Linked DNA regions of Homo sapiens: regions 2, 3 and 4 are each linked to region 1. A link is a loop called in an ENCODE intact Hi-C map of the cell type or tissue named here. Cell type or tissue: OCI-LY7. All regions are shown on one strand. Each heading gives the region's core, and the rest is flanking DNA. Links, peaks and the distances in the headings are about the cores only. Region 1 has its middle 11 kb from the start of DNTT. Region 2 overlaps CC2D2B (coiled-coil and C2 domain containing 2B). Region 3 holds the start of ENTPD1-AS1 (ENTPD1 antisense RNA 1). Region 4 overlaps BLNK (B cell linker).

The links. A loop is a pair of places that touch in the nucleus more often than their neighbours do. Peaks named below come from ENCODE experiments on the same cell type or tissue, not always from the same donor. Only the 100,000 strongest peaks of a DNase experiment are listed, where the experiment ranks them.
Region 2: a loop joins it to region 1, with 12 times the contacts of the local background. A loop is called at or near these places in 77 of 110 quality-filtered maps.
Region 3: it touches region 1 in a loop (10-fold over the local background); 2 of 110 quality-filtered maps call a loop at or near these places.
Region 4: it touches region 1 in a loop (13-fold over the local background); 93 of 110 quality-filtered maps call a loop at or near these places.

Annotation. Positions count from the first base shown.
Region 1 is chr10:96,289,275-96,297,327 of GRCh38, forward strand. No RefSeq gene overlaps it. Among named protein-coding and RNA genes, the nearest start is that of DNTT, 11 kb to the right of the region's middle. In OCI-LY7, for the core only: a CTCF peak has its summit at 4,180; DNase peaks (open chromatin) are centred at 1,630, 3,897, 4,207 and 4,487; H3K4me3 peaks cover 2,832 bases; H3K27ac peaks cover 5,000 bases.
Region 2 is chr10:96,013,976-96,022,028 of GRCh38, forward strand. CC2D2B (coiled-coil and C2 domain containing 2B) reads left to right here. Exons shown (of 35, transcript NM_001349008.3): 30 at 2,226-2,339; 31 at 5,228-5,362; 32 at 5,727-5,849. The region is part of intron 2 of ENTPD1-AS1 (ENTPD1 antisense RNA 1); the gene reads right to left. Among named protein-coding and RNA genes, the nearest start is that of CCNJ, 26 kb to the right of the region's middle. In OCI-LY7, for the core only: CTCF peaks have their summits at 3,403 (motif pointing right) and 3,607; a DNase peak (open chromatin) is centred at 3,446.
Region 3 is chr10:96,085,482-96,093,534 of GRCh38, forward strand. It overlaps ENTPD1-AS1 (ENTPD1 antisense RNA 1), which reads right to left and starts at 4,754. Exons shown (of 6, transcript NR_038444.1): 1 at 4,501-4,754; 2 at 3,785-3,826. RefSeq lists enhancers at 4,474-4,843, 4,854-4,903. In OCI-LY7, for the core only: CTCF peaks have their summits at 4,173 and 4,386; DNase peaks (open chromatin) are centred at 4,360 and 4,770; H3K4me3 peaks cover 1,844 bases; H3K27ac peaks cover 1,636 bases.
Region 4 is chr10:96,224,998-96,233,050 of GRCh38, forward strand. BLNK (B cell linker) reads right to left here. Exons shown (of 17, transcript NM_013314.4): 4 at 5,797-5,837; 5 at 2,413-2,569. LOC124902487 (a long non-coding RNA gene) reads right to left here. Exons shown (of 3, transcript XR_007062255.1): 2 at 7,388-8,053; 3 at 6,737-7,284. Among named protein-coding and RNA genes, the nearest start is that of BLNK, 43 kb to the right of the region's middle. RefSeq lists enhancers at 352-852, 4,919-4,978. In OCI-LY7, for the core only: CTCF peaks have their summits at 4,734 (motif pointing right) and 4,953; a DNase peak (open chromatin) is centred at 4,744; H3K27ac peaks cover 2,723 bases.

The DNA of each region.
Region 1 (8,053 bases), core at 1,233-6,232:
ACAGGTCCAGGTCCATGGAGCGGGCTCTGTGGGTGGGTTTTTATTCATGAGAGCACACACACACGGACACACGTACAATTCTCTAGACTAGTATAGAATTAACCAAAATTCACCATGAAAATTAAATCACGTGACCCCCATCAAAAAGGCCAAAGTATCCTGTGCTGGTTTCCAGTATACTTCTTGAGAATTCACTTACCATCATTGACAGAGAGAAAATATTGTTGTAATTCGTTACAGCACCAGGACCAACTGATGAGTGGGATGTTTTGGGTAACTTGTTTCCAAATTTTTAAAACTTAATAAGCATACGCAAAATGTGCTCGACAGAAAAGGAATTTTAGAGCCACCTTTCCCTCAGGGCTGGGAGCATTTGTAATACTGCGTGTGGAGGGCTCCAGCGCAGGGAACCATGATTGACAGCAGCCACCATGTGATGGATGGATGACCAGATTGATGTATTGATAAGGCCAGGCTTGCAGAAGAGAACTCTGAAGAGCAGGTTTTTCTGGTTCCAACAAATTAAATCACAGTCACATTTTTCTTCAATTAGTGACCCATATCTGTTTTCACTTTCTCCCAATCCTTCTGCTGGTCCCATGGATGCCCCCTCCCCCTTAAGCCCCCACTCATTGTCCCCACCCCTTGTCACCTGGACATTTTTCCTTCCCCTGTGATAATGGAGTCATCATCCCATGTCCTTTCTTGCAAACTTGACAGGGTATTAGAGGCATCTTCTTCCTCCTAGGCTTCTGTTGCCTTTGAAGTGAGGTAGAGCATTTGTCTATGGGATGGGGAAGAGTGAGTGTCCAGATTCCAGTTGCACCTCTCGATTGCAGACAATTTCTACTGCATCTCCCAAGGGCAAACACAAGTCACCATCATGAATTTACACTTTGTTCTCAATTGCCCACTCCAACCTCCTATCTAGAGTCACATAAGCATGAGAAATGAATGTTGTCTCATTCAATCTTTATAATCCCTTGGGCACAGATGAGAAAAAGGCTTTGGAGAGGTTAAATAACTATTAATAAGAAGAGGGATTGTGATTCGATCACTGCATTAACTGACTCTCACCATTCTTCTGTACTGTCCACAAAACTTTGCTATAAATTATAAAACAAAAGTTTAACTAGATAATCATTATATATACAAGATTCTAAATAAGCTAATTCACTCTCCCTATGGTTTCCTATTTTCTACCTCCTTCCAGATCATTCTTCCAGGTGCGGCCTCAGCTCCCTCTCCCTCGAAACCCAGTGGATGATTCTAACTTCCCGGTCACCTCTTCCTTTCCTACCAACCCCCCACTGCCACTCAGAAGCTGTCAGAAAACACATTTAAGCAAACTAAAAATAGCAAACCCAGAATACTCCCCAGCAAGGAGAAAGAAGCTAATCATCTTCAAAGAAGCTGAAAGGATTTCAAGAATGGTGAAACATTCACAAATATAGAATTGTGTTGTATAAGTTAACTGGCAATGCTGTACCACCTTGTAAAAATTCAGATAACAGCTCATGTGCCTGTAGTCCTGTACAGTTTATAAAGCACCAATGCACTTTAACTGCACAGCATATTATGGCATAGATGCCATTATTAGGTCCATTTTTACAGAGGCGAAAGCTGAGGCACACAGCAGTTGCATGACTTCCCCACAATTAGTCAATATGAGAAGTGAAGTCAGGTTTTCTAACTTAAGAGCCTGTGTTGTTTCCACTCTCCCACACAGCTATTTGTTGAATTAAATTTTCAGATCAATGCACTTTTATTTCTTCTTTTTCCAAATAACAACAGATACAATTCAGAAAGAGCTAAGAGCCTCATCTAACATTCTGCAGCTTAGACCTCCTCCTGCTGCCAAATTTAGAAGTCATGGACCTTCGTGTATTCTTTCAAAAGTTAACTAGGTTTTAAATAAGTGGAGAAAATATGGATTATTTAATAAAAGAATCTAGGACAAGTAGGAAGCTACTTGGGGGAAGAGAAACTTGGATCCAATACCTCACTTGTTACACAAAAATAAATTCCAGTGGATTAAAGATTTAAATGTGAAAATAAATCCCTAAAAAACCTAGAAGAGAACATCATTCCCATCCCTCACCATCCCACTCCACCCCATCCCACCCGCTGCTGCTTAGGGTTTAGAATCTCTGAGTGGGAAAGGGCTAAGTATGACACAAACAGAGAAGCCATAAAGAATAAGATTGATATATTTGACTACATTTAAAAGATCTGCATGTTTAAAAGTCACCACCATTAACCAAGTCAGAAGTCAGAAAACAAATCGGGGGAAGTATTTGAAACCTATACTCAGGAAGAAGACTAATTTTGTCATATATAAGCAAATCACACAAATAAATAAGGAAACACACACACCCAATAAAACATAAGCAAAAGATAGAAAGGATGGTTTATAGAAATACTCGTAGCCCTTAAATAGATGAAAAGATGCACAACCTCACTCATATTGAAGAAAAAGCAAATGAAAACTCCACTGGGATAGCTTCTTCTACATTTCATATTTGCAAGCAACCCAAAGTTTGAGAGTACACCATGTGTGATGAGCGTGAGACAACGGGCCCATCACCTCTCCGGTGTGTAATCTGAGTGTAAACTGGTACATTGTCAATGGAGAGCAATTTGCAGATTGGCAATAGCTATACAAATTTAAATGCACATATAGAGGATTTAAGCAAATTATCTGTCATCAAAATGCCATCAAGTGTAAATGATAGAACTTGGATTTGACTCCAAACCCCATGCTATTGGCACAGTCCAGAGCTGGAAGACTACACAACCAGAGCAGCCTCTATCTACACATTAAACAGCTATTTAATATGTACCTATGAATGCAAGTAACATTTTCCATTTTTAATATTTAAATTTTCCTATAGATTTAGGGGGTGTAAGTGTTGTTTTGTTACATGGATATAATAGTTATAAAAAGTCCAGGCTTTTAGTGTAGCCATTACCTGAATAGTATATATTGTACTCATTCAGTAATTTTATAATATCTCCCCCTCTGTCCCACACCCTTCCAAGTATCCAATGTCTATTATTCCACTCTTTAGGTCCATGTGTACACAAGATTTAGCTCCCACTTGTAAGTGAGAACATGCAGTATCTGACTTTCTGTGTCTGAGTTATTCACTTAAGATAGTGGCTTCCAGTTCCATCCATGTTGCTGCAAGAGACATAATTTCATTCTTTTTTTCGTGGCTGAGTAGTACTCCATTGTATATTTCATATATATCACATTTTCTTTAACCAATCATCCATTGATGAACACTTAGGTTGATTTCATATCTTTCCTGTTGTGAATAGTTCTGCAACAAACATACCATTGTAACACATTCAATTTTTAAAAACAGACTTATTTTTTAGAGCAGTTTTAGGTTCACAGCAAAATTGAGCAGAAGGTAAAGAGATATCTCACACACCTTGTGCCCTTACAAATGCATAGCCTCCCCCATTCCCAGCGTCCCCCACCAGAGTGGTACATTTGTTAGAATCGGTGAGCCTACGCTGATACATCATTGCCACCCAAATTCTGTAGTTTACACAGGAGGGTTCGCTTTTGGGTTTGGGTAAACGTATAATGACCATTATAAGTGTCATACAGAGTAGCTTCACTGCCCTAAACATCCCCTGTGCTCTGCCTAGGCATCCCTCAACTTCTTTAATTTTCATGATAAAATTGGAAGAAAAGTGTTTATTATGTATGTTTTATGTATGAAGAGACTGCAGCTCAGAGAGGTTAAGTTTATTGCCCACAGCCACATAGCTGCTAAGTGGCAAAACCAGGCTCAAAGCCAGGGCTAGCTTTTCTTTCTACAGAACTGCTGCCTCCAACACCTGCCTCTGCCCTGAGCATGTTGCCCTCTAGAATCCGAAAAGCTCTGTAGGTGGAGGGACTTGTGTTACAAGATGCTGGTCCTCAAGATTTGTTGGTCAAATGAATGAATGGTGTAATTCTGATGTTTGCCTTTGCAGATAAAGAGAATGCTGCCTTTTTTCTGCACAAAGAAAAACAATTACAAAGCAGAAAACAAAGCAGTGAAGGCTAAAAGGAATATTAAAATTTTCTGAAATAAAGTTAGTTATTCACAGTAAAATACTCCAGACTTTCTCCAACAGGGCCTTTGCTTTATAACCCAGAGGACTTTTAGGATAGAAAATACTGACACCAAATGGTGACAAGTAGAACTCCCATGTCTGGGACAATAGAAACATCTGAAATGAACTCTGCTCTGTCTGGCCGGCTCACTGAATGACTGCACTAGTTCCCAGAAAAATTGTCTTGTCAACAGCGCTCAACAAGTTTCATTTTGCCGCATTTCCCACACTTGTATGTCAGGATTTGCTCCCAAGAAGCCGGTATTCCTTCTCTGCCACCAGAATCCCAGAACACGCCAGGTGCAGCCCACTGTTGGCTGCACTCTTAAGTCCTAGTTTTCTCTGCCTTGGTCTACAGTGCGTGAATGTGCATATCCACATATGCACATGCAAATGGATGTATGCATGTGTATATTCATAAACTCATGTTTCAGGGTCCAAAATCCCTCACCTTTCCTTATGTATACAGAGAAAATGTGAGCTTTGTTATTTTGTCTATAGAAGAGCTGATTTACTTTCTTCTTGCTGGGATGTGGGAAAAGAACTAAAGCTTAGTTCCATCTTGCCATTTCAGTCCAATCCAATAGTTTTAACTGTCCCATCAGATAATTCAGTTTTCTCTGCTTTGATAACTTCAGGAAATGTAATATCTTTCAAAGTTCTGTCCCTTCCCTTCAAGGTGGTATCCGGGTACATGGGAGACGCATGTGGCTATTTGTCTTTGTGGCATTGTAGAACACTGTCTCATGGGTTGGCTGGTGAAGTGGAGCTGGTACTCAACAGGGAGGAAATACCTTCCAATGCCCTGCTTTCTGCCATCTGGCAAGGGCTTGGTGGTGCAAGTTTGAGTTGTCCAGACTATAAAGGAAAATGCCTCACCAATTAAAAGTAGTTGTTTAATTTAACAAACCCAAATATCAATAGAGAGTAGGGAAGGAGTCTATGCCTCTCTATCTTTTTAGCTTTACATGAAGGAGGACAACTGGAGTTATCCATCTCAGCCGTGCTCAACAAATATTCTAAACCAGTGGTTTTTCAAGGTCGGTGGCACAGGAGGATAACTATGGAGTTTGTAAAAAACATGAATACTCACCCCCACCCCCACCCTTTGGGATTCAGATTCTATTAGTGTGCAATGGAGCCTGTTCACTGATATTTTAAAAACTCAGGTAGTTTATTGTGTAGCCAGGGTTGTGAACCAAAGTTCTACACAGAGAACAAATATTTATGTAACAATGTATTCATGTAACAGGCAAACTGGGTTTTTGTTTGTTTGTTTTTGCTTTGTATCCATTGCTCTGGGCTGAATGTTTGTTTCATCCACAAATTCACATGTTTTTGCCTTAATCCCCCATTTGAGATTAGGTGTATTTGGAGTTATACCTTTGGGAGTAATTAGGACATGAGTGTGGAGCCCTCCTGAACGGGATTAGTGCCCTTAAAGGAGGAAACACGAGAGAGATGATCTCGTTCCCCACCATGTGAGGATACAGCAAGAAGGTGGCCATCTGCAAACCAGAGCTAGTGCCCTCACCAGGAAACTTTTCAGCTGGCACCTTGATGTTGGATTTCCCAGACTCTAGAATGGAGAGAAATAAACTTCTCTGGTAATTTTGTTACAGCATCCTGAAGTGACTAAGACACCCTGGTGATCTGGGAGACTCCAATGTGTGGAATTTACCTAGTTTTCCTCTAAGAGCTGCCAGCCTCCTCTTGGATTTTCCTGGCACTCTTCCCCTTCTCTCCCTGTGCCCTCCTCCTAAGTTATCTAAGGCAAACCTCTTCCTCCAGTAGAAGTTCTTTCTGTTGGACACTCTTCTGCCCTTTCTAATAGAGCTGAGATTTACTAGTAGTACATAGGTTTACTTCCGCTGAGAATAAGTAATCTGCTCTCTCAGAAGCTTTGGAAAGGAGCTAGGCCCTTTTTCACCAAGTTAAAACATTTCAGTTAAATATAATCACACCATTTAGCACCTAATTATAAACTATTACCTCCACAATTTAAAAATATTGAATATGAGATTTTGTTATTTTTAAAAAGTAAACAATTACTCACAGAGCTTTATAAAAAAAGATTACTATGTTGAAAGTGAGTCCCTACTTCCCCCTACCCCCATCAAATTATTCTCTCTGAGAAACACACGTTTAAAATAAATCTCAAATTCGTTGCATTGAGAGCTGAGTTTGGTACCAAATTCACGATGTGACATTGTTTCTGCTGGGCCGTTGAACCCCTTTTTCCTCCCAGGTGGTGATGAAAGACTTTCACTTCCTGGCAAAGAATAAGAGAGGGTTTTGGCTGCATCCCCAGCAAAACCAGCTTTAGATAAATGGTTTGGCACAAACACTTGTGGGCCTGAGCTCTCCCCTTCTATGCATTAGGGGTGTGTCACTGACAGAATTCTCACTGGTCTCTCTGGATGGAAGAGGAATGGTGTTCACAGCCTATACTTTGGGCTGTCATCTATGTACAAAGACATGTGCTAAGCCCTCTAAGACATACAAAGAAGGTTACACTCTAAATGGGAAGACGAGCCATACTTGTCTACATAAAGGAAGGTGGTCAGGGGCAGAAGGTAATTGAAACAGGGTAAGTATCAACAATGTGTTATTAAGGTGAGTTCCCAGGAAGCCAGCCCTGAGATGGGAATTTGTGTGCAGAAGTCTATTGGGGATGCCCTTGGGATCATCATCTATGGGAGCATGAAGGAGGAGATTGGGCAGAGAAAGAGTTGAACCACTATTTGATTGTAGTACAGATCTCAGCCAATCTAATAGGATGCTCTAGAGTTAGGCTGGCCCTTCAGAGTTGTCACCCCTTGAAATGAGATGACCTGACCTTTGTAACCTTCCCCCGATCATTGACCAATAAGTGGAGGGGTCTGTCCTTAGGCAAGTGTCTCTCTTTGTCAGTGAGCCATCAGCTCTGCCATTGTCAGTAGCAAAAGGAATGGTGACTCCATCCTGAAGGGGTCTCTGGGCAGCTCACCACAGCATCCACTACAGAGGGAGATCTGTGACCTTGAAGATAAATGTGTTTTTGGTTGTTGCTGTTTTGCTTTTTTTTCTTTGAGATGGAGTCTTGCTCTGTTGCTCAGGCTGGAGTACAGCAGTGTGATCTCGGCTCAGTGCAAGGTCTGCCTCCCAGGTTCAAGTGATTCTCCTGCCTCAGCCTCCTGAGTAGCTGAGATTACAGGTGTGTGCCACTATGCTCAGCTAATTTTTGTATTTTTAGTAGAGACAGGGTTTCACCATGTAGGTCAGGCTGGTCTCAAACTCCTGACCTCAGTTGATCCTCCTGCCTCGGCCTCCCAAAGTGCTGGGATTACAGGTGTGAGCCACTGTGCCTGGGCCAAGGATAAATGTTTATAGCACGAGGGAAAAAGGTACATTAGTAAGGCACTGGGAGTAACTGGGGAATCTGAAGCGTATTGTTATGATCAGTCTCTACTTGCTATTCATTTCACTCTGATAAGACCATCTCAATCCCCTAGTGTTATAAACACTACAAATACTACTATAGCATAAAATGTCCTCCATAAGATCCAGTAAAGAATAGCTGAAATATTTAGCTGACTCTTTTCAAACCATAAAGGTCAAACACATTTCAAGTTTAGTTTAATTCTATTTTACAGTTTTGGTTTTATAACCCAAAACTATTGTTTTCCAATTCACTGTCTAAATAATTGTGAGATTCTGTCTGTCTCTCTCTTTATTTATTTATTTATGAAATCAGATCTGGCTCTGTTGCCCAGGCTGGAGTGCAATGGCACAGTCATGGCTCATTATAGCCTCAACCTTCTGGGTTCAAGCAATCCTCCTGCTTCAGCCTTCTGAGTAGCTGCGAAGACAGGCGTGCACCACCACACTCAACTAATTTTTTTACTTTTATTTTTGTAGAGATGGAGTCCTGTTTTGTTGCCCAGGCTGGTCTCAA
Region 2 (8,053 bases), core at 1,244-6,243, 280 kb before region 1:
TGAAATTTAAAAGTATTTGATAATTTTATACATCATCTTCAGTTCCATAACAATCTATGGAAATAATTCATGAATACCAAAAATCTTTTCAACATTCTAAGTGGTAGCTCATGAATATTTTGACTCAACGGGAATTCCAGGAGTATAATATTATGCCATTCTCCAGAGAGCAGTGTGACTTGTCACTATGGAGTTGGTCAGACCCTGAAGTCTTGTGCAAGCACTGTCACTTCCCAAAAGCTTTCCCCCATCACCCCCATCTGAGTGAAGAGCTCGTAGAACAGTGCTCTTCCTTAGCACTTAGATTAAAGTCCTCTTTAGTCTGATTGCCAAATAAAATACAGGCCCCATGCAATATTCAGGACAAACTTTTAGTAATAAATTATTTGTTGTTTATCTGAAATTCAAATCTAACTGGGCATCCTATAACTTCTTTTCAAGTCTGGCAACCCTAAGTAGAGTATTTAGAGTATTTCTTCCATTTCAGCTTAAATCATGTTTGTGTCATAAACCATGAGTGTATGACTGATTCAGTTTTACAAGAAAAGAATTATTTTCTCTCACCTAACACACAGTCTTTGGAGTAAAACAAACAAACAACCTTGGTTCAAAATCCTAGTTCAAAGACTTAGTAGATGTGCGACCTAAGATAAGTTAACTTCTTTGGACCTCAATTTCCTTATCTATGTCATACAGGAGTTTTAAAAAGACTAAATGTAGTAACATGCAAAGCATCTGGACCTCAGGAAAACTTAGTTCCCTACTGTCATCCTCTCCCTACTCCTCTTATAAAATCCAGAACCTCCTTGACCTGACAATGAAGACTATTGTTATTCTGCCCTTAGCTCACCTGTTCACACTGTTCTTTCAGAAGGGCCTCCTTAACTATCCTCCCTAACCCCCATCCTTCACCATCAGGTTCAGCCAATGCACACTGATAGGGCCATATCAGTTGTTAAAACATTGCAATGCTTCCATAATGATTGGTAAATAGTCATTGCCATGAGCTCTATAGCTCCCCACCCCTTATCCCCACCTCCCTGGCCCCCACAGCCCCTTCTCAGGGACTGTATTGAACTGGAGAGTGCATGCCACATCATTTTTTTTTTAAATGGAGTCTCGCTCTGTCGCCAGGCTGGAGTGCAGTGGCACGATCTCGACTCACTGCAACCTCTAACTCCCTAGTTCAAGCAATTCTCCTGCCTCAGCCTCCTGAGTAGCTGGAATTACAGGCACGCACCACCAGGCCCAGCTAATTTTTTTTTTTTTTTTTTTTGTATTTTAGCAGAGATGGGGTTTCACCATGTTGGCCAGGATGGTCTCAATCTCCTGACCTCGTGATCTGGCCGCCTCAGCCTCCCAAAGTGCTGGGATTACAAGCATGAGCCACCGCGCCTGGCCATACACCTCATTTAAATGGTGTAGCCACTAGTCAGCAACAGATTGTTGCCATCTGAGCATTTGGACCCAAGTCTTTGCTAGAGTTTGTTTTTGTTTTTTTTTTCAACAAAATCCAGAAATCCAGAGTTTTCTAAGAAAATGTTCTCTCTTTTTTTGACATTCTGGGAGCCAAACAAAACACACCTGTAGACTAGAACTAAGTCATAGACCACCAGTTGGCTACTTCTGCTATACTTTTTCTCCCCTGCTATATTGCTGTGCTTTACTGGGCACTCTCTATTTGATCTGTTACACCCTGCTCAGCTGTTCAGCTCTTTGAGTTGAAGACGTTTCAGTCACTTTTCCTGATTAACATCCAACTCAGATTTCTTCCTTTCTTTGAGTTGACAGTACTATATTGGTACAGGACAGAATGTAGCTCCACAGCCCAAAGGATCACTTCCTACAAACACTATATGATTCCCTATCAGATAAGGTTCCTCGAAATACCAGTCCATATGTCCCTGCTTGCCCAGGGCACTTTAATATTTGTCCTAAACAAAAACATCCCATTTTGGGTATAAATTGTCTGGTCACTCTATACAATATCTACATTAAGTGTTCTATAATAAAGGTGGCCCCAATGCTCCAAGTCAATGTTCTCTTCCTCTAATGCCCTAGCAAAGCTGGAGCTGTCTGCTCTGCTGTCAACTTAGCAACTTGGTAAAAATAAATGTGTTTGGAACTGGAGTGAGTACAGGTGCTCCGCATCAGTTGGATGCTTGCGTTACTCAACTTTCCCGCACTTTTCTTTTTTTGTTCCTATTGCTTTTGTTTTGTCTTAGCACTGCATCAGTTTAGCTATCGGAAATAAGGAGGAGCATGCCATCCTTCTCTGTAATTTCTTTCTGTATTTTGGAAAGAAGGCACTGGTCCTCTTGGGAACGTCAGTGTTAGAAGTAAGTGCTGGAGTTCATATTGAAATAATGTAAGCAAAAGGAAATCAGATTTCAGCTGCAAGTTTAGAAGACTTCAAACCCAGGTTTCCATCTCTTCACAAACTAATTTGGAATTTCATGGGCAAGCAATGATTAGTTAAGAGGATAATGTTGGTTCATCAAAATTTTTACAATGTAAAGACTGATTTCCTTTTGCTTTTCTCCCCTGTAAAAGAGTACTAAAAATAGTGCTACATCATAGGGTTACTGGGAATATTAAATTACTTAGTACATATTAAGTGACTGAGAGCAGCACCTGGACTCAATAAAGGTGGTGGTGATGGTGGTGGTAATGTAGTAATAGTTATAGTGTAGTTGTGGCAGCTGTTATCCATCGTTACCACCATGATCATCATATGGTTTTTGTTTTTATTTTTGTTTTTTGAGATGGAGTTTCGCTCTTGCTGCCCAGGCTGGAGGGCAATAGCGTGATCTCGCCTCACTACAACCTCTGCCTCCCGCGTTCTAGTGATTTTTCTGCCTCAACCTCCCGAGTAGCTGGGATTACAGGCACCCACCACGCCCGGCTAATTTTTTGTATTTTTAGTAGAGATGGGGTTTCATCATGTTGGCCAGGCTGGTCTTGACTCCTGACCTCAGGTGATCCACCCGCCTTGGTCTCCCAAAGTGCTGGGATTACAGGCATGAGCCACTGTGCCCAGCCCATCATATGTTTCTAATAAGTGTATTTTAAGATCTGTAAAAAAAACACTTCTCCTCATGCTCCATTGCTGAGGTTTTAATCTTATAAGAAGTGAGCCAGGAATTAATGTTTCCCTATCTGAAATGTTTACAGCTTAATTTATATGCTTCTTCTACATTTGTACCACCAGAAAGCTATCATTTCTGAACTGTTTCTAGCCCTACCATGAGTATCTTGCTAAGTGTCAGTATTTACAGTCTTGCCTTATGGTTTTTGTCATGATGATTTATTTCCCTGTATCCTCTCGGCATTGTTTATTATTTCATTGCCAAGCTTGTTAACTATTAATAGAAGTTCATTCCCTCTATATGATCTCCTGCCGTAGTTGTAAGTGCCACTAGATGGCAGTAAACAGTCAACAATATTTTGGCAACTATTAGCGTTAGTACCTGTGGACCAACACTGCAGGAGGTAGCCCTGCACAGTTTCACCTCAGCCATGGGGTTAAGGTAAAGCCTCCTCTTTACTATAAAGATGATGAGCACAGTGACCAAGAGCAAGGGCTGTGAAGTCGAGGAGAGCAGGCTGCACAGCGTAGTTTTAATAATATGGGTTTGGGGGACAGTCAGACACAGGTTTAAAATGCAGCAATTGCTGAGCATGGTGGCTCATGCCTATGATCCCAGCACTTTGGGAGGCTGAGGAGGGAGGATTGCTTGAGCTCAGGAGTTCAAGATCAGCCTGGATAACACAGGGAGACCCCACCTCTATAAATAAATAAATAAATAAATAAATAAGCCAGGCATACTGACACATACCTGTGGTCCCACATACTTAGACTGAGGAGGGAAGATCGCTTGAGCCTGGGAGGTCGAGGCTGCAGTGAGCTATAATGGCACCACTGCACTCCAACCTGGGCAACAGAGCAAGACCCTGTCACACACACAGACAAAAAACCCAGCAATGCCACTAACTGTATGATCTCAGCCTTGTTTACTTCTCTGAGCCTCAGTTACCTCCTCATGAGACAGGAGTAATGCCACTCACAGGCTCTTTTGACAAGGCTCTTAACCTCTGATTCTTTATATGAAAGATGGGCATAATAACCCTTCCTCCCAGAATTTGGAGTGAATGAAAGTGACAAAGTTAGTGTTAATTCTTAGCATAATATCTGATGCACATAAATACTCAATAAATTAAATAGTCTCATTATTATTATTACCTAAAAATTTTTATTCTTTGGTAGGATAGGCTTACACTACAAAAAGTCTTATCTTTCAGAGCAAAATAATAACAACATAATAACTACTTTTTATTCCTCAGACTGGTTTCCTGCATACTTCCCTTTAGCTTCTAATTGCAAATCTTGTTCCCAAATTTAATTTAATGGCTTTTTAACTTTACTTGGTTTTGTCAGAGCCTTAAGCCAGTTTCCATTTCCTATCTCTGCCTGGTGTTCACCCTCAGTCTCCAAATATATTCTAACCAAAGCAGGGATAGTCCATATAGCATCTTGTATGAATTAGACAAAAGTGCCCTACCTCAAAACACTGCAGTACTATCTGTTGGGAAACCCTTGTAATGCACTGATTTGTTAAAACAGCAGCTGTGTTGCCATCGGGGCACACTCTGCAGGACCATACATGACAGCACTGGCTCACAAGTTGTTTCATCTGAATCCTCATGCTAACCTGGGGCTGAGGATTTCTGGAGCTTTGGTTTGTTTTTTCTTTTTCTTTCTTTTTTTTTTTTTTATTTCAAAGAAAATGTAAAAGCCCTCAAAAAGGCTTTTATTTATTTTTGTTGTTTGTTTGTTATTGAGACAGGATCTCACTCTGTCACCCAAGCTATAGGGCAGTGGCATTATCACAGCTTATTGCAGTCTCAACTCCTCAGGCTCAAGCGATCCTCCCACCTTAGCCTCCCAAGTAGCTGGGACTACAGGTGTGTGTGCCGCTGTGCCCAGCAAATTAAAAAAAAAATTTTTTGTGATAGATACAGGGTTTCCTTATGTTGCCCAGGCTGGTCTCAAACTCCTGGGCTCAAGTGATCCTCCCACCTCAGCCTCCCAAAGAGCCGGGATTACAGGTATAAGCCACCACACTCCACTAAAAAAGGCTTTAAAAATTAGAATCATCACAGTATAATTTCCATATATAGAAATTATTTAAATCCACCAAAAATTACTTTCTTTTTTCTCATACAGGGGCATGTGGCTTATGTAGTAACTCAAGAAACTAATGAATATTTGCTTTGGAATCCATCAACTGGCCAATGTTATAAGCAGTTTGACCCGTTTTGTCCCTTAAAAAGTGTAGATTGTTTGTTTGATGATAGAAATGTAAGTATATGGGGAAAAAAAATCTTGAGTTATCTCCTCTAGAGTCACCCTGGCTACACACTAGAATCACCTGGGGAACTTTAAATATAGATAGTCTATCAGATTCCCTAGGGCATGGGGCCGGGGCAATCTTTTATCACTAAAGCTCCTCCAGGTGATTGTGTAGTGCCTTCAAGGATGAGAACCGTTGAGGTAGTCTAATGATCATGAAACCCTAGAATCTCTTTATCTCCTGCCTCAGAACCCCGCTGGGATTCTGCCACTTCATTGAGTAGTAAGACTGTAAAATTTTGCTCCTTCCTTACCAACAATGGGCCTTGTGTTCCTATGGACCTACACTAATGTTATATTAATGTTTTCATAGGTCTGGTTTAATATTCAACAAAATAATACACCAATGGCTGTATTTTTTGACTATTCAAAGGAAAGTTTCTGGAAGCAGTTGCTTCCAAAAAACGTTCAAGGAACAAAAATACAAAGCATACAGGTAAATCATATTTTCCCAGGGGTGTCTGTATGAGAGTTACCATTGCTTCTAATCTTTACTAATTGTGACAGCTCTTATTATGTTTTATAGTTGGTTGGTTACTGAAATATTTGGCAATATTAATTTAAAAACTAGTTTTCTCTGCCATCCAGCTCACAGGCTCTTTCCCCTACTTGCAGAAAAAATAAATTGAGAAGAAAGTGACATCTTAAATGCAAATTTAGATGCTAAAATAGAATTTAAAATTTTTTCACCATAAAACATAACATATAATGTTCAAGATGTGTAGTAAGTTCTAACTCTGACCTAGCCCTCCTGCGCCATATCTATGGTAAGGATCAAGTAGAAAAATTGACAAAAAGCTTTCTGGACTCCCAACCATGATAGTTGTCTCACGGAATAGAAACAGGACAGAAACACTAGCAGTGAGTAGGCTGGAGCAGGGATGGCAGCAAGATCTGAAAATGCTTCATGAAAGCCAGAGAACCAGAGCAAGCATCACTTTTTAAAGACAGGGACTGTGGTGGGGCTACTTTACTTCCCTGTTTTTGAAAGGAGATGGGAAGGAAAGCTATAGACTCACTGTCTGGGGCTCAGGGTACAGGAGACCAAGAAGTAACTCAATCACTACATGGGTTGGCTAATGGATCTGTGATGTACTCAGTATTACTTTGGGAAGGCACTAGAAATACCATGTCAACAGCTGTTTCTGGATTGAGGGCCAAGCTGTGCAGGGTGTCAGCAATTGCACAGTCCACAAATGAGGAGACAGGAGCCCAGAGGGAGGGAGGGAGAGAGAGAGAAAGGATAAGAGAGAGCAAAAGAACAATAGAAAAATTAGGCAAAAGACAATTCATAGAAGCAGTAACTTACATGCTAAACCTCACTCATAATCAAGTAAATACAATTTAAAACAATAAAACAATTGCTGGACATGGTGGCTTATGCCTGTAATCCCAACACTTGGGGCGGTCAAGCCATGAGGATCACTTGAGGCCAGGAGTTCGAGACCAGCCTGGGCAGCAGAGCAAGACCCTGTCTCTAAAAATAAAAACAAAAGAACTACCCGGGCATGGTGATGATGCGCAAGTGTAGTCCCAGCTACTCAGGACGCTTAGGTGAGAGGACTGTTTGAGCCCAGGAGGTTGAGGTTACAGTGAGCTATGATCGCACCACTGCACTCCAGCCTAGGAGCCTACTGCAAGACCTTTTCTCTAAGATAAATAAACAACTAAAACAATAAAATTATTTCACATGCATAAAATTGGCAAAAAAAAATGTGTGATCATACTGAGTGTTGTCAAAGAGGCAGAGAAGTGGTGGAAGCACACATTTCTGTAAATGCTTTGGAAAACAATATGTTGATAATACCTGGTAAAGGTGAAGATGCTCAACCTTTGATGTGCCAATTCAAACTTCTCAGTATATACCCCAGAGGAACATTCACGGGGAGACAAGTACAACAACATTCATTAGAGAATTGCTTGAAATAACAAAAATTTGAAACAGTTCATCAACTAGAAATCAGTACATGAGTTGTGAAGTACTTATACAATGAAATCTTCTGTACAGCAGTAAAAGATGAATGAACTGAGCCAATTTACAGTTGTTCCCAATTTGACTGTCAGTGCATTACATCACAATCTCTGAGGGTGGAACCCACATGCCAGGAGCTTTGAAGGTTCCCCAGTTGATGCCAATGTGCAGCCGAGGTTGAGAATCACTGGCCAAGAGTCATGCATATCTACATGAAAGAATATAAAAAATGTAATGCTGAGCAAAATAAAAAGACATGAAATGACACATACAGTACAAAACCATTTATGTGGAGTTTGAAAGCTGTATATGGTTTATGTATACATAGATATGTGGTGATGTAGAAAAGCATTCATGGGAATGATAAATACCAAATTCAGATTAGAGGTTACTTTTGGGGAGAGAAAAAAAAGGAATGAGATCAAGGAGCAGTATACAGAGTACTTCAAGTCTGTCTGTAGTATCTTACTTATTTTTTAAAAGTCTAAAACAAATATGGAAGAATGCAAAGATCAGATGTAGCTAGGTGGTAGGTATGCTAGGTGGATGTTCATTACATTATTCTCTATGTTTGCCTGTATAGATTCAAGGCAATTCACACTATCAAAAAGAATGCATGGTGGCTGTGGGGGAAGAAATCAAAGAGGGCCCAAGTGTATAAAGTGATG
Region 3 (8,053 bases), core at 1,503-6,502, 200 kb before region 1:
GGTGTGGAAATAATAAAAACTTTAAAGGAAAACAATTTTCAGGGTAGTACAAAACAATCCTTAGGTACTTAAAAAATTATTGAAAGAACATATTTGCTCCAAATTTAATGATATCACTTCTCCTTCAGTTCTTTAAACTTGAAATCTTTGATTAATAAGCATAAACTTCTGTGAAAACATCATAAAATGAATTACTTTTTTGGACTCATAAAATAATTTATTATAGGCCCTTGGCCTTATTCTCCTTTGGGTTTGGAGAACTCAGTAAAGTATACATTACAAAGTTTGTGCAAGGAAGTAAGTACTAACAGAAGTGAATACTATTCCCTCCTCATTACTGCACAGGCATAACTAAAGAATAAAAACTTTGTGTTTTCTGTAAAAAAGGACTCTGAGAAAAGGAAATTGATAGTGAAAATTCCAAGATGTTCATGGTCAATGTTCACTCAGTAATGAAGTGCTATCAAGTGGTACAGAGTTTTATTTTAGTGGCAGGAATTTTTGTAATTATGTAAATGATTTTACTCCTATATTTGGTCTTTAAAAATTGAATATACAGGCATATACCCTTTACAGAATTATGTAAGTAAAATTATAGCCATAATCACATTTAACAATTGAAACGATTTTTAACATCTGGATTATGAATATAAAATAATTTCTTGTATCTCATGTTTAGTTAAAACACTGTGTTATTTGAGGGTAACATTTTTTTTGTTAATTTTCCCAAATCCCTTCCTGATGATACCTCACACACTGGCTTTTCTGGCCACAGCACAAAACTCAGCTGATTATCTACAGAGAACAGTCTACAACTCTATAATTATTCCTGTGCCACCTTCCTGGTTCTAACCGAAAGTACAGACTATTAGACATCCATAATTACGGTTGGAATAATTTCTCCTGTTAACATTATTCTTACACTTGCCCACCCAAAAACTTGGAACACTTTTCTGCCCACTGACATAATTTCAATTATGACATAATTTCAATTGTAGTTTATTTTTATTGTTCATAACTCAGAAATATTCAATATTATTTGTATACTAGGAAAGATAGTATGCCTAATCACCTCCAGAATACTCACAAAAATTAAATAAGCTATCAAATCACATTTTTAAAACTTTTTTTACAATCAAGATTTCTAAAAATTAAATAATGTTCCTATACTTTGGCCACTTTAAAAATAAATCAGATTCTTTGTTGGAAAGTCTATAAGCCAGCATTTCAATTTTTACTATAACTCTTCGAGGAACAAAATATACCCCATACTTGATGACAATCAGCAATAATCAGCAGAAGAAAAGATATTTGGAAAGAAAGACAGTTTACAACAGTGAACTTCTGAATGCAAAAAATTTCAGTGCAAAATAGTTTTACACTATTAATACTATTGCAGTCATGTGCTACATAATGACATTTCACTGACGGTCCCATAAAGTTATAATATTTTTACTGTACCTTTTCTATGTCTAGACATGTTTACATATGCAAATACCATTGTGTTACAACCACCTATGGTATCCAGTACAGTAACATGCTATACAGGTTTGTAACCTAGGAGCAATACGCCATACCATACAGATATGTAGTAGCCCATACCATGTAGATTTATGTAAGTACACGCACAATAACAAAATCACCCAACACATTTCTCAGAATGTATCCCTGTCATTAAGCGATGCATGACTGTGTATTTTATGTCTAATTCAAGTCAAACACAATTTTTTAATATTGTATTTGTAATATGAAATGAAGACGTGGCAGGGCACAGTGGCTGATGCCTGTAATCCTAGAACTTTGGAAGCTGAGGCAGGCAGATGGCTTGAGCCCAGAAGTTCAAGACCAGCCTGGGAAATATGGTAAGACCCTGTCTCTACAAAAAAATTCAAAAATTAACTGGTGCGGTGGTGTGTGCCTGTAGTCCTAGCTACTTGGGAGGCTGAGGCGGGAGGATCACTTGAGCCTTGGAGGCAGAGGTTGCAGTGAGCCAAGATAGCGTCACTGCACTCCAGCATGAGCAACAGAGTGAGATTGTCTCAAACAAAGAAAAAAGAAATGAAGACTTGTTTACTTCATTGAGTAAATGATTACTGAACACTCACTATGTGCCAGGCATGTTCTCAATATGGGGGATTCACAGGTGATAAAGACAAACATAGTTTCTACTTTTCCATTATCATGAAGCCCAAATTTTTTAAAAATTTATTTTGCAGATGTCATCAAACGAAGTCTATGTGTTATCTTGAATCATTTACATTCAAAAATACTTAATCCTGCAATAAAATGTTAAAAAGTCACAGATGTTACAGAGTCAGGGTTGAAAAAGAGCTCATTAGTTCCAAGATGCACATTATTTTACATTTTGACATCTCTGAAATCAGTCACATCTTACAATGTAATCAGACTAGACGGCAATGGAGATGGAGTTGGCACTGCCGTGCATCAAAACTTCAAAACTCAGAATGAGCACTAGGGGCTTGGAAGAAAATCCCAGGTTTGATGGTAAAGGCACCATTTTAAGGAATTTTTTTTTTTTTTTTTGTGGTAGAGATGGGATATCGCTATGCTGACTGACCAGGCTGGTCTCAAACTCCTGGCCTCAAGCAATCCTCCCATCTGGGCCTCCCAAAGTGGTGGGATTACAGGCGTGAAGCACCACACCCAGCCTTAAGGATTTCTGATGATTCAAGATTCAATAAAACATAATAGTTCAAAGTTTTCATTTATTATAGGTGAGGAAAATGAAATTCAGAGTGGTCACACAACTTGCCCTAGTTTACAAAGCTGGACAGGTAGAATAGAGTCCAGGTCTGTTTTCTACAGTCATTCACTCTTCTACCAGTGTTCAGTTATATGGAGGAAAAGGGTGTCATACAAAACAAGTAGGTAAGAAGATGGCTCTAAGTTACAAAGACGGATTTGTAACTTAATCCGTCCTTGCCTCAGTTTCTCCATCTATTAAAACAGGGATTTAACAAACCTAACTCACAGTACTGCTGTAAGCATTAAATAAAATATGTCTAGCAATTATCACAAAGATTGGCATATGGTAAATACTCCATAAATGTCAACTACTTGAGATCAAACTTTACATTTATTATACACTAAGTCAAGCCCACATATAGTTGTCTAAAGCGCTTGAAAACTAAATAAACTGGTCAAGTGTTTGAAGTGATAAATACAATGAAAATTTCCACCTTAACAATGTTTTGTCCAGGTACTATGCCAAGAACCCAATAGACCTACCTGCAAGAAACCATACAAAAAGCAAGATTCCAGGCTGGCATGACGATCAAATTATGTACTTCAATGCGTGTGAATGCATTTATAAGCACAGTCTCAATACATAAATAAGGAACAAAATATTTAAAATGTATAAACAGATCATTTCTCTTTGCTTTCTTTAAAATACTATATCAGAATCACCTGAGGAACTTGATAACAATTTTTTTAAAAACTATTATAACTACGTATATTAAGCCTTGTTAAAACCACAAGTTTTAGAGGTTTAAGCCTTACTAGGTCAGCTCTTCTGATTTTGAGAGTTTAAGTGAAAATTTAAATTATAACACAGTATGTGGAGTAAACCTGCTTCAAATATTAGTTTCTACATTATTGTTTCTATAAAAATAGTAATCTTCTGTATTTTAATATCAACTCATCACATATTAAATATTTCAGTCAAATCAAAATTTCATTTGAAATCTTCAATCTAAAAAATACACAGTTAAGCGCTTAAAAAGTAATTTTAACCACTAGGAAATGTTAATGATTAACTCACATTTGTTTCTGTTTCACTCCATGACAAAGTCTATAGGACACCCTGCAGAGAGGAAAACTCACATTAATATACCCATAATTTTACTTTCAGAAGCTTCTGGTAATCAAAGACTTATTATGAGGTGTCTTCATGTTACCACTGCGCAGTAGCAAACTTAAAATATTCTAAAGATTAATCTATTTTCTCATTTTTTTAATGCTTTTGTTAAAATCTCAACAAGTACTAACATGTTATCTAAATTTAAACCTTAAAACAATAACACGACCCAATATGTGAACTCTGCCTATTAATTCTAAAACTTTTAATAATAGTTTGCTTATGTTTGAGACTTAAAACAATAACATACTGCACTACACCCATCTTAGATATTTTCTAGGATCAAAGTCTATCTGGAGCAGGGCAAGCTGTGGTTGAGGGTGGTTGGGTCAGCAGGTAAGAGCCTTATGACCAGCTCTAAACGCCTCCACGGTGAGGAGCACCTCGAGCTAACAGACCAAGCACCAAAGGGTGGAACAGCTCAAGGTTGCATTTAGGAGACTCCAGCCTCGGCCGCCCGTGACTCCTCGACGAGCCCCACCTCTCTCGGTTCCAGCATCCGGCCCGCCCCTTCCTCCCAGGCTACCACAGTATCGCCCGCCGAGCTCCCGGGCTGCGGGAAATGACGGAAACAAAAACTTGGTACACAAAGAAGGGCTAGGTCAGAAGTGAGGTCCCACCCTGGCAAGAAGGGCGACTTTTCTAGAAAAACTTAGCGGCAAGTTAACGGGAAGCGCGGCGACACAGTTCCTACGATTGTGGGGGGCACTCTGCCGCCAGGCAGTCTCATCCTTTGTCCTTTGAGAGGCCTCCTTGAAGCCGAAGGCTCTTAAGTGTCCCTGGGCAACCCTTGACTCGATCTCCATTACGGGCCCTCACTGACAGCAGCCATGACAGTTGCTTCCGGATATATTGAATCGCCGCGGCCAGAGTCTCCCGGAAGTGACGCAACGCGGAGGGATCCGCGTTCGGCAGTGGGAGACCGAAGCGAAGTGGTTCCCGGAAGCGGCTGCAGCTGGGCTGCTGGTGGCGGGGCGGGGGTAGAGTGGGGAGAGAGGTTGTGGGTCTTACAACCAACCAACCCCAACACGTTTTACGTGTTAGGCAGGCATTGTGCTGAACACCTCATTGGCAAGCCATTTAATCCCTTCCTTACAATCCCAGCAGTCAGAAATGTATCACTTACATTTTATATATGGGGAAACTAAGGTTAAGAGAGGGCAAGTAAATTTGTCCGAGATCGTATAGCTGGTACTTGGTGAACGTGGTCTAACCCAGACACCGCGTTCTCCCTGGTGACTCCATTTTGTAAAACCAGAGCTGTTGGCGCATGGCATCCTCGTAAGCCCCTTTAAGTTAGGCACTCTGTTGCCCAGAGAGGGGCCAACTTGTAGCCAGTATGCTCTTTATGGTGAACACAAGGCCCACGTGTGTGCCTGGGTCCCCTTGGCTGAACCTCGGATTTCAATTGGTTTCTGACACCTTGCCTTTGCAGCATTCTCCGTCTGCAGCGCTGGTTACCTGAGGAAACTGTCAATGATTGCTAGGCTCTGGGGAACATTTTAGCTCCGTTTAGGCCCTTTTAAATCCAGGACTAAGACAGTTGGAGGCCTCTCACCATCACCAGATACTCTAGCTGGCCTTAACAGAGGGCCAAGGACCATAATCTTGGACTTTCCACCAGACCAAGTGTTTGTTTGGCTTCTGTTTCTTTAGAATATGACTGAAAACCAATCTGTAGTTTGTTTAGTCTTCTTTCTGCATTGACCAGTACTCACATAATAAAGTGGGACTAGCCACTAAGGCTATGTTTTTGTAAAAACAAATTATGCCTAGAAAAACACAAGAAATACATCAAAATTAACAGTGATAGTGTTTGAATAGAGAGTGATTTTATTTTTTTCTCTCTGCTTTCTCTTTTGCATATCTGCTATAAAACCCTTTTAAAATAGAAAAATAAGCAAACTGGCTATGGTAAAAACATTTTTAATTGCCTGCTGTTATAATGACGGCAAAGGCATGTTGTCACATTTTGATAAATGACCGTCCTTGATACAAATCACGTAGAGAAATCCTGTTTGACTAGAAAAGCATTGGATTTTTGTGAGTCAGTGTATTCTCAAAATTTTCGATATTTTGTTTTGGTTCTATAATCCTCACAGGAAAAGTAAAAAAGCAAATTGATGTTTTTCACACACTTTCGTATGAGAGTATGCTACCACCAAAAGTCTTCCCTAAAACAAAGTTGCAGGGGTCAAGTCATGTGGGGCGTTTGGATACTTGAAATGGTGGAGAACAAATATAAAAAGCTATTTTTATTCTGGCTGCTTTGGGGTACAGTTTTAAGCAATTTATTTCAGACTGCCAAAGAAAGCTTCATTCTTTATTCACATACTCTACTTCCCACTATTGCTTATTAGTGACTTCTAAAGCAGTGACAAAACAAGTAAAAGAAGATAGAAAGGAAAAATGAGAAGGGATCACGGGAAGAAGAAAATGTGGAGGAACAAAGACAGATGGTGATATTGGGGTTACTTTGGAACTCCAGGGTAGCATGTAACAGCCTTCTTATCCAAGTCCTGGCACAGGCCTGGTTGCCTACTAAAAGGTAAATTAGCATCTATGATGTTCCTGCTCACATACTCAGCACCCACAGTGATAAGTCTTACTAAAAATTCATCTTGATGCGCATTCAAATTAGACATATATTTTAACAAAAATGGAGGGGTTGAACAACAAGAAATGTAAAGTAAAATCCCATCATTTTTCCTGTTTTTTTATCTTACCATGTCATTCATTCATCCTGTGGTTAGTAGTATAACTATAAACTGGAAGTTTTGCCTGCAGCATTATAAAGCAACAACTATGAAACGCCAAAGTGAGGTGCTGACAAGATGCATGTTTTCCAAAGAAATGTCTTTACATTAGTCTGGCTCTGATGAGAAGTTGTTATGATGGGATTAAATGTGCAACAATTTTATTAGAGGAAACACCTGTGAGAGAGAATGGGCGGGAGCCAAGCAAGACTGGGAGAGGCTGCAAGTCTGAAATTGAGTAAAGCAGAGAGAGAGGGAAGGGTGGTGGAAGTTTCCTGGACTGCCAAACAGTCTAAGCAAGATTTAGAAAGGCTATTGGAAATCCTCAAGCCAAAATCACCTGTCAGAGGAGTCCTTCTTTCAGGAGCCAGCCTGCCTTATTATCTGTGCTGCTCTCAGTCACCGGCTGGAGCAGCCCATGGGTGAAAATGTGGCCAGGGAATTCAGAGTGCAGCAAGCATCTAGAGCCCTTGATCAGTTTTGCTCCCTGTATTGGCAGCCACAGTCCAAGAACTGGTTTTGCCGCTATTGGAACCTTTCACCAGTTTCATGGGTTAAAAGAAGATGTTGAAAGAGATGAGTTTATGAGGAGAAGTTTTGGGGAGAGCCATTGTTATATGCTTCCCCAGTCACCTTCAAGTCTAGTGAAGGGGGCTTCAATAGCAATACTCAGAGAACTTGACATGCATTTCCTGGGTTTTGAGAGGTACAGTAGTATCGTGACTCACATCTGGGAAATCCCAGGGGTAGGAGAGATGGGCCAGTGAGAATTTTGGCATAGGAGTGAAGGAAAGTTGCTATGTTGGGATCTGTAGTCACTGCCGTAGTTTGTCAAGGCAAATGATGCCTGAGTGTTTCTCGTGCAGCAGATGTGGGCCACGTGAAAAAAAGAGAAAGTTGGCCTGAGACCTTTTTGACTCTTGTGTATGGAGAGAATCTGTATGGTATGGATTGTTAGAGAAGCCATAGCTGTAGATGGAGCAATAGCTGGAGGAACAGAATGTATTGCCTATCTAGAGTGACCAACTTGTCCAGTGCCCTTGGACTTTCCCTGCTTTAGTACCAAAAGTCCCAAGTCCCAGGAATCCATGTTTGATCATTCTGTGTGTCATAGGAGTTGCAGCATCCAACGAACCTAAAAATCACCCGTGAGAGTGAGCCAAGTTTAAGTTTCAAGCAGGTCTAGAGTGTAAAACCAGCTTATGACCATGCCGGGATTAAAGTAGATTTTAGCAGAGGACAATTTGAAAATGACGCTGAAACAAAAATTTCTACACACTCTTTTTTTGGAGTGTGTATTAGTCTGTTGACACAGCCAAAATACCATAGACTGAGTGGCTTACACACAGAGATTTATTTTCTCACTGTCCTGGAAGCTCAAAGTTCAAAACCAGGGTTTTGACCAATTTGCTTTCTG
Region 4 (8,053 bases), core at 2,070-7,069, 63 kb before region 1:
AACATTCTTCATTTTTAAAATGAGGATCGTAATATCGACCTTAGAGATCTTGAGGGGATTAGGAAGATTGCAGTGAAGGCAGTAGGTACAGTGTGTCTGCCTAATAAGTAGAACTTATATCACCTGTGCCATGTGAGAGAGGCGTTAGGCGGCCTCAAGTCTACCCAGTGATTCAGTGAGCTGAGCATAGATTCAGACTGATGTGTTTTAGGAAAATCTTGGCATAGGAATAACCTGGCATGTTCTTCATACTGGGAACAGCACAGGTGCTAGCACTGGCCTCTGGATTGCATCACTGGCCTCTTGCTGCTGCTTCCTGTGACAGCCCCACCTCGCCCGGTGCAGCTGTCCTTGCCTGTTAGGCCCTCGCCTCTATGCTCCTGGTGCCTGCCCCTGCCCTCAGCCCTCACTCCTTGTTGAAGGTATGTGGTTAACTTCACCTCCGCTGCCTCCTCAGAAGCCTCTTTCTGGTGGTGTGGCTGTACTCAGGCATGAGGGCATCCTTCCTTCTGTGCCTATAACTCTTGTCAGTTTTATTTGCAGCTCCTGGAGTTTACTCAGATTTCTGAGTAAACAAATATTTAATGTAATATTTAAGCCCATCAGAAGTAGCAAAACACAGGAGACAGGCTTTGAAGAGTGTGATTTTTTTTTTTTTTTTTGAGACAGAGTTTCACTCTTGTTGCCCAGGCTGGAGTGCAGTGGTGCGATCTTGGCTCACTGCAACCTCCGCCTCCCGGGTTCAAGTGATTCTACTGCCTCAGCCTCCCTAGTAGCTGGGATTACTGGCATGCACCACCATGCCCGGCTAATTTTTTTGTATTTTTAATAGAGACGGGGTTCTGCCATGTTGGCCAGGCTGGTCTTGAACTCCTGACGTCAGGTGATCCATCCACTGTGGCCTCCCAAAGTGCTGGGATTACAGGTGTGAGCCACCGCGCTTGGCCAAGAGTGTGTTCTTGAGTGAGCCACTTAACCACCCTGAATTGCAGTAGCCCTTTCCTCCCCAGGGTTGCTGTGATGATTGAAAAAGATCATTCACCAAGTATGGTGGGTGGTGCACAGAGCCGAGTTGTGATGAGCTGGGCTTCGGAAGCTGAGAGCCCTGGCTTGTATCCCAGCTCCATCACTTAGAGGATCTTGGCCCAGTCAGTTCACTCCTCTGACCTCTTTCAGGATTATCGAGGAGGTTAAGTAGACCCCCAGGGGAAAGCACTAAACTGTAAATTAGAAGATCTCTGGGAGTATGTGCATCTTGAGTGCAGCTGAATGCTCAGTGCTTAGCATAGTTCTGGTGCATGGCAGGTGCTCAAAAGATCAACTGTGGCAACCCAGTAAGCCCAGCTGGCCTTCACTTTACTTTCATTCAGTGAAGCAAGGAGCAGTGCCTGGTACACTGTAAGGAGGGGGTTAATGGCAGTGAGATATTACATGTAGAGCCGGTCCATACAAATGCTGGCATCGCCATGACCATCACAGACATACTTGCTCTCTGAACCTTTGGGGAACTTAGTCACCTGCCAAGACTGGAACAAAGATGGGCATTAAAATGCATACTTGGGGCCAGGCGCAGTGGCTTATGCCTGTAATCCCAGCACTTTGGGAGGCCGAGGCGGTTGTATCACTTGAGGTCAGGAGTTTGAGACCAGCCTGGCCAACATGAGGAAATCCTGTCTCTACTAAAAATACAAAAGTTAGCCAGGCGTGGTGGTGGGTGCCTGTGGACCCAGCTACTCGGGAGGCTGAGGCAGGAGGCTGGACCCAGGAGGCAGAGGTTGCAGTGAAGCGAGTTCATGCCACTGCACTCCAGCCTGGGTGACAGAGTGAGACTCTGTCGCAAAAAAACAAAACAAAACAAAAAAAAAAACAGACCCAAGCTGTGTCCATTTAACCCATGAGGCTTATTCCAGGCTTGGGGCTCCTGAGCACCTGTATCCCCTGGTAAAACCGCATAGTCTGGACTAGGCATGGGAGGAAGGTGAGGCAGACACTGGGATCCTCGAAGGTCATTGTTTTGTACAGACTTCTTAAGAGAAATCCCAGAACCTTGAGCACACGAAGCCCTAAAAGTGGGACTAATCTCAGGGTTGCTTTCCCTTGGAGTGTTGGGAGGGAGCACAACCATCAGGGTATGCTGGGTTTGTTGTTTGTTTGTTTGTTTGTTTGTTTGTTTATGCCTGCTTTCAATGTTCCCAATCTAGGAAAGACGCCTCTTCCCCTGGAATGGGAAAGCCCTACAGCTTGGGATCCTTTACCTCGGAGCCCAGATCCCCTGCTTGGAGGTGGCGGGAGCGGGCGGCTGGCAGAGGCCCTCAAGCAGCAGCCAGGTTTGTCCCCACCCCGCAATCTTGGACACCCCCACCTCCCCATGGGCCTGGAAGGCCGAGTGCCCAGGTCTGCGGGGGACCTCACCTATATACTCGCCTCTGGCGAAGGGCAGGGCTGGGTGAACCGGCCTGGTTTCCTGCTCTACTGGAGGCGGCTCGTAGCTGTCATCAGCGTTCTCCTCGGCGGGCATCACGTACATCTCTGAGTCCGAGTGCTCATCTGGATTTTCATAGTCGCTGTCCTGCAAGTGCAGATGCAGACACTGTGCTCAGCATCCCCGTCTGTGCTGCCTGGCCGTCAGGACCATTCCTGCCTTGGGAGGCCAGAGCAGTGACAGGAGACAAGGCTTGGAGAGGTTGACTTCAAAAGGCTAGGCAGCCGATAAGAGGCAAAGCTGGGGTTTGAAGCAGGCCTTTCTGCCTCCAAAGTTTATCGTCTCCACCACTGCACTGTCCTTGGGGGACACAGGAACTACTTAACGCTAATGGGAGCTGACACTCTGTAGATCCACAACAAATAACAAGAGGAGATAATAAAACATATTTTTAAAAGATAGGAAAATGGCCCAATAAAATAGAATAACCAATGGGTTTTATCTATTATGAATGCTGATCACTGAAGAGAAAATAGGTTTAATACGAAGAGGGTGAGGAGACACACAGGGCCAGCTAGATATCTTTCAGATGAGATTTTTTAAAAATTTCAAGCAGAATTGGTAAGCTGCAGGGTCAAGGCTTCAAATGGACTCAGGGTTTGCTCTCTTTTTTTTCTTTTTTTTTTTTTCCTGTTTTTGAGATGGAGTCTCACTCTGTTGCCCAGACTGGAGTGCAGTGGCGCAATCTCAGCTCACTGCAGCCTCTGCCTCCTGGGTTCCAGCGATTCTCCTGCCCTAGTCTCCCAAGTAGCTGGGATTACAGGCATGCACCACCGTGCCTGGCTAATTTTTTTTTGAAACCGAGTCTTGCTTTGTCGCCCAGGCTAGAGTGCAGTGGCAGGATCTCAGCTCACTGCAACCTCTACTTCCTGGGTTCAAGTTATTCTCCTGTCTCAGTCTCTGGAGTAGCTGGGATTACAAATTGCACCACCACGCCCAGCTAATTTTTGTATTTTTAGTAAAGCTGGGGTTTCACCATGTTGGCCAGGCTGGTCTCAAACTCCTGACCTCAGGTGATCTGCCAGCCTCGGCCTCCCAAAGCGCTGAGATTACAGGCATGAGCCACTGCGCCTGGCCTGTTTTTTTAAAATCCACATTTCATTTAAGTCCACACTGAAAATACATTGTCACGGTCTGAAGTCCAAATGGCTTAGAAGGATATAAAGTGCAGTCTCCTTCTCAGCCTCTCTGCTTCTCACCGCAGAGGCAGAAAGAGTCACTAGGTTTCTTGTGCATGTTTTTCAGAGGTAGTTTATGTATATACCGTTTGTACATATATTCATGTGGAGGAAATATTTGACTCAGGACATAAGAGGTCCTCTGGCCTCTGTGTCCACCGCCCTCACACTCTGCCTATCACATTGCATGATCTGTACATGACTTTCCACTTGCTCTTTGGCCTGTCGCCTTTCATAAGCAATTTTATATAGCAGGATTTTTTTTCCTGTTGGTCTTTAAAAAAAAAGAATTGTAGGGGTACATAGTAGGTATATATATATATGGGGTATATGAGATATTTTGAAACAGGCATACAACGTGTAGTAATAACATCTGGGTAAATGGGGTATCCATCACTCAAGCATTCATTTTTTGTGTGTGTTATAAACATTCCAATTATATTCTTTTAGTTATTTTTAAATGCACAATAAATTATTGTTGACTGTAGTTACCCTGTTGTCAAACACTAGGTCTTATTCATCCTAACTATATTTTTGCACCCATTAACTGTCCCTGTTTCCCTCCCCCCACCTGCTGCCCCCTCGACCACCCTTCCCAGCCTCTGGTAAACATCATTCTACTGTCCGTCTTTATGAGTTCAAGTGTTTTAATTTTTAGCTCCTACAAATGAATGAGAACATATAGCAGGATTTTTGTTTAAAATCAAGAAATTCTGGAGGCTTTATTAACAAGCCTGGATTTCATTCTGCGTGCAGTGGGGATCCATCTACTGAAGTCAAAAGAGCTGTGAGTGAATGCTTACTCAGTCTTTAGTACAGCTGGTATCTTCATTTTGGTTGTCTGATTTTGGGGCAAGTAATTCCTTCCTCTCCAGGCTGATTTTATTTTGTGCTTTCTAAGTTCCCTTGTGTGCTCTTTTTCATCCAGCCAGCTTGCTCAGTTTTCTTCTCTTACCTCTGCATGTGGACCAAGCAATTTCTTTGCTTTACATGTGGCTGTGTGTGTGTGTGTGTGTGTGTGTGTGTGTGTTCGTGTGTGCACGCGCGTGCGCAGCCAGCAGGGGGCGCAGCTGCAGTGCATCTCAGGGAGCTGCGGCTGCTGGGCCCCAGGAGGAGCTCCATGACCAAGAGATGGGCAGAAAAGTCACCCCTTCCCCTCATTTTTCTTTTCTTTTTCTGCAGTTGAAGAAGGAGGAACTCCTGTCTTCTGAGACTCTGTATAAACTCCAGGTAGTGTGCACAGCCCAGGGCTGGGCACAGGACTGGAGGTCTGAGTCCTGGGTTCTCATTCCACTGAACTGGGTGATTTTCATTCTCTTGGCCTCAGTTTTCTTATCTGTGAAATGGGTATGTGGTTGTATGGAAGGCTTCTTGGATCCCTTCCAGATCTAAAACTCACAGGTTGGAGCAGGCTAACATTCTGGATGAATTTGATATAAGTGAGGAATAATTATTGTGAAGAAAAGTTTTTAGGATGTCAGGCCTTGCACATTTCAGAGCTACCTCAAAGAGATAATTCTGATACAACATCCCCAGTGTCATCATGGCCAGGTCCCTCTCTCTGTGGCTCCGGAGCTCTGCTAATGTTCTCTTGATCACAGCAAGCACCTTGGTGGCAAAGAGCCTGGTCCTGAGATCTGAGGGCCTGGGTCTGAATTGTGGAACTGCAAGTGACTGAAACTTTCTAGACCTTGGTCCTGGAGGCCCCCTGATGTGCCAGACACTTATTCTTTAGTTGTTGGTTCGTTTAGGGCTCCTGGGCAGGGGTCAGGCAGTGATGGGCACTGGGGAGTTTAGGGCAGAGGCATTTGCTAACTGATATGGAAACATTTAAACATTTTTACACCTGTTTTGGATGTGCTGGTGAGTACTCTGAACACCAGCACTGAAGTTGGGCATAAGAACACCTACCTCAAAGGTTTAAATGAGGTTATGTGTGGAAAGCTCTTAGCCAGGCGCACACTGAGTGCCAGTCAAGTCAGCTGGTATGCAGTATGCCTTGCCTGTAGGTGACCTTTCCAAGTCTTCCCTCTTGGGACGTGCGGCTGACCACCAGCATGTAATTCAGAAATAAGATCTTCAAAAGGCCTCCCATGGGACCCTGATGCCCTCCTGGTCCCAGGAGCAAATACTTACAAAGTCATCGGACCACTGCTCCTCTTCGTCAGCAGGGCTCTCTGCAACAGCAGGGGAGAAGCAGAAGGCACAAGTGTGAGCCTCAGCTGGCCAGCCCCAGCCCATCCACACACATTTCGCACCTGCCTTCCCTTCCCTTTGGGCTTTCTGGTGCCATATACTTGACCTTGGGTTAGTTACTACAATCATATGTTCACTTGCTTTTGACTTTTTAAAAAATATTAATTCTCAAAGCATAGAGAGAAGTCCCACTGGGCAGAGCAATGTGCGTCTGATCCATGTGTGGGCTTTGTTAAGGGACATTTCTGGGTCCCCCAGTAGAGACCTACAATTCATACTATGTGGCTTCTAAGGACTTCAGAGGATGGCGTAGTAGGAACAGCACAGGACAGGGAATCAGACAGACCTAAGTTCTTATCCAGGCTCTGTTCCGAATGCGTTGGAGTGTGGGCAAGACCTCTAACATCTCTGAGCCTCGGTTTCCAGATCTATACAATGAGGGGATCATTTCTGTGATCATCTCTGGCTCTAACTTTGACTTTTCTTGTTAAAAAAAAATTATCCAATGTCTTAGTATGTGCCAGGCAATATTATCAGAGCTTTGCCGTCTTTTAGCCCTCTCAAAGACGCTGTGAGGGGCTGGGCGTTGGGGCTTATGCCTGTAATCCCAGCACTGTAGTCCCAGCACTTTGAGAGGCCAAGGCAGGAGGGTTGCTTGAGCCCAGGAGTTCAAGACCAGTCTGGACAACATGGCAAGGCCCCATCTCTACAAAAAATAAAATAATTAGCTGGGTGTGGTGGTCCATATCTGTAGTTCCAGCTACTTAGCAGGCTGAGATGGGAGGATTGCTTGAGCCCAGGGGGTCGAGGCTGCAGTGAGCTGTGATTGTGCCATTGCACTCTAGCTGGGATGACAGAGTAAGACCCTGTCTCAAAAAAAAAAAAAAAAAAAAAAATCACCTAAACCTTGTGAGGAAACTGAGGCCTAGAGCAGATAAGTCACATGCCCAAGGTCAGATAGTGTAATAAATGGCAGAGCCAGGAGTTGAACCCTACAGGTTGCCTTCCACGGGCATGCGCTGAGCCCCCACATGGTGCTGCCTCGCTCCAGGGGCAGGAGGTGCCGTCCTGGGCTCTGCATGGGCATAGAAAAATGGATATGACAGGTTGTGGCCCTTAAGTAGTTTATGAGCTTGTAGAATAAAATAAGTCTGAATTATGACAGCCCAGGCGAATATTTGACCCCTTTCCCTCCAAAACACATTTAGAGTATGAGAAACTTAGCATCTAGCCTATCACATAAACTGACCTTAGAGGTTAAATGGGATTCACTCTGCTGTGTAGGAATCAAGCAGACACAGGCCCATGTGGCAGAGTGGCTCCATGACAGCACCACAGAGGGTCCCAGCTCCCTCCTGCCCCGCTGAGCAGCCACTGCCACAGAGGATCCAGTGGATGTTCCTAAATTTCCCAGAACCTCAACAGAACCTTTTCTAGTTTTATTTTTATGTTTTTGCTATTCCCCGCTGAGTAGCCACTGCCACAGAGGACCCAGTGGATGTTCCTAAATTTCCCAGAACCTCAACAGAACATTTTCTAGTTTTATTTTTATGTTTTTGCTATTTCTACCCCTGCCACAGCAGACCACCGGACTCCAGAGAGTCAAACATTTGGGGTCTCCAGAGGCACCAGCAAGGAATTGCAGAGGTGAAATGGGGTCAGGAAGGATACTGTGGGATCGGAGTGGCCACATTTTAAGCAATGGCGGCAGCAGCACCCTCTTTTGGGAAAAACATGATAGGTGCTAAGAAAGAGCCTCACTCTACAAGCCAAACATGGGTCACACTTTGACGTGAACAGAAAAGAATTCTTACATTATTCTTTGGGTTGACTAATGCTGAATTAGAGTGTACTGCAATCACTGGGGTTGGCCAAGAAACTCTAGAAGATTGGGTGAATAAATCCTCTTCCCAATATGATTACCTGGCACAATGGGGGAGTATGTTTCTTTTTCTTTTCTAGTCTTTTTTTTTTTTTTTGAGACAGAGTCTCACTGTGTTGCCCAGGTGGGAGTGCAGTGGCACAATCATGGCTTACTGCAGCCTCAACCTCCTTGGTGCAAGCGATCCTGCTACCTCAGCCTCCTGAGTAACTGGCACGTGCCACCATGCCCAGCTAACTTTTGTATTTTTTGTAGAGATGGGGTTTTGCCATGTTGCCCAGGCTGGTCTTGAACTCCTGGGTTCAAATGACTCAC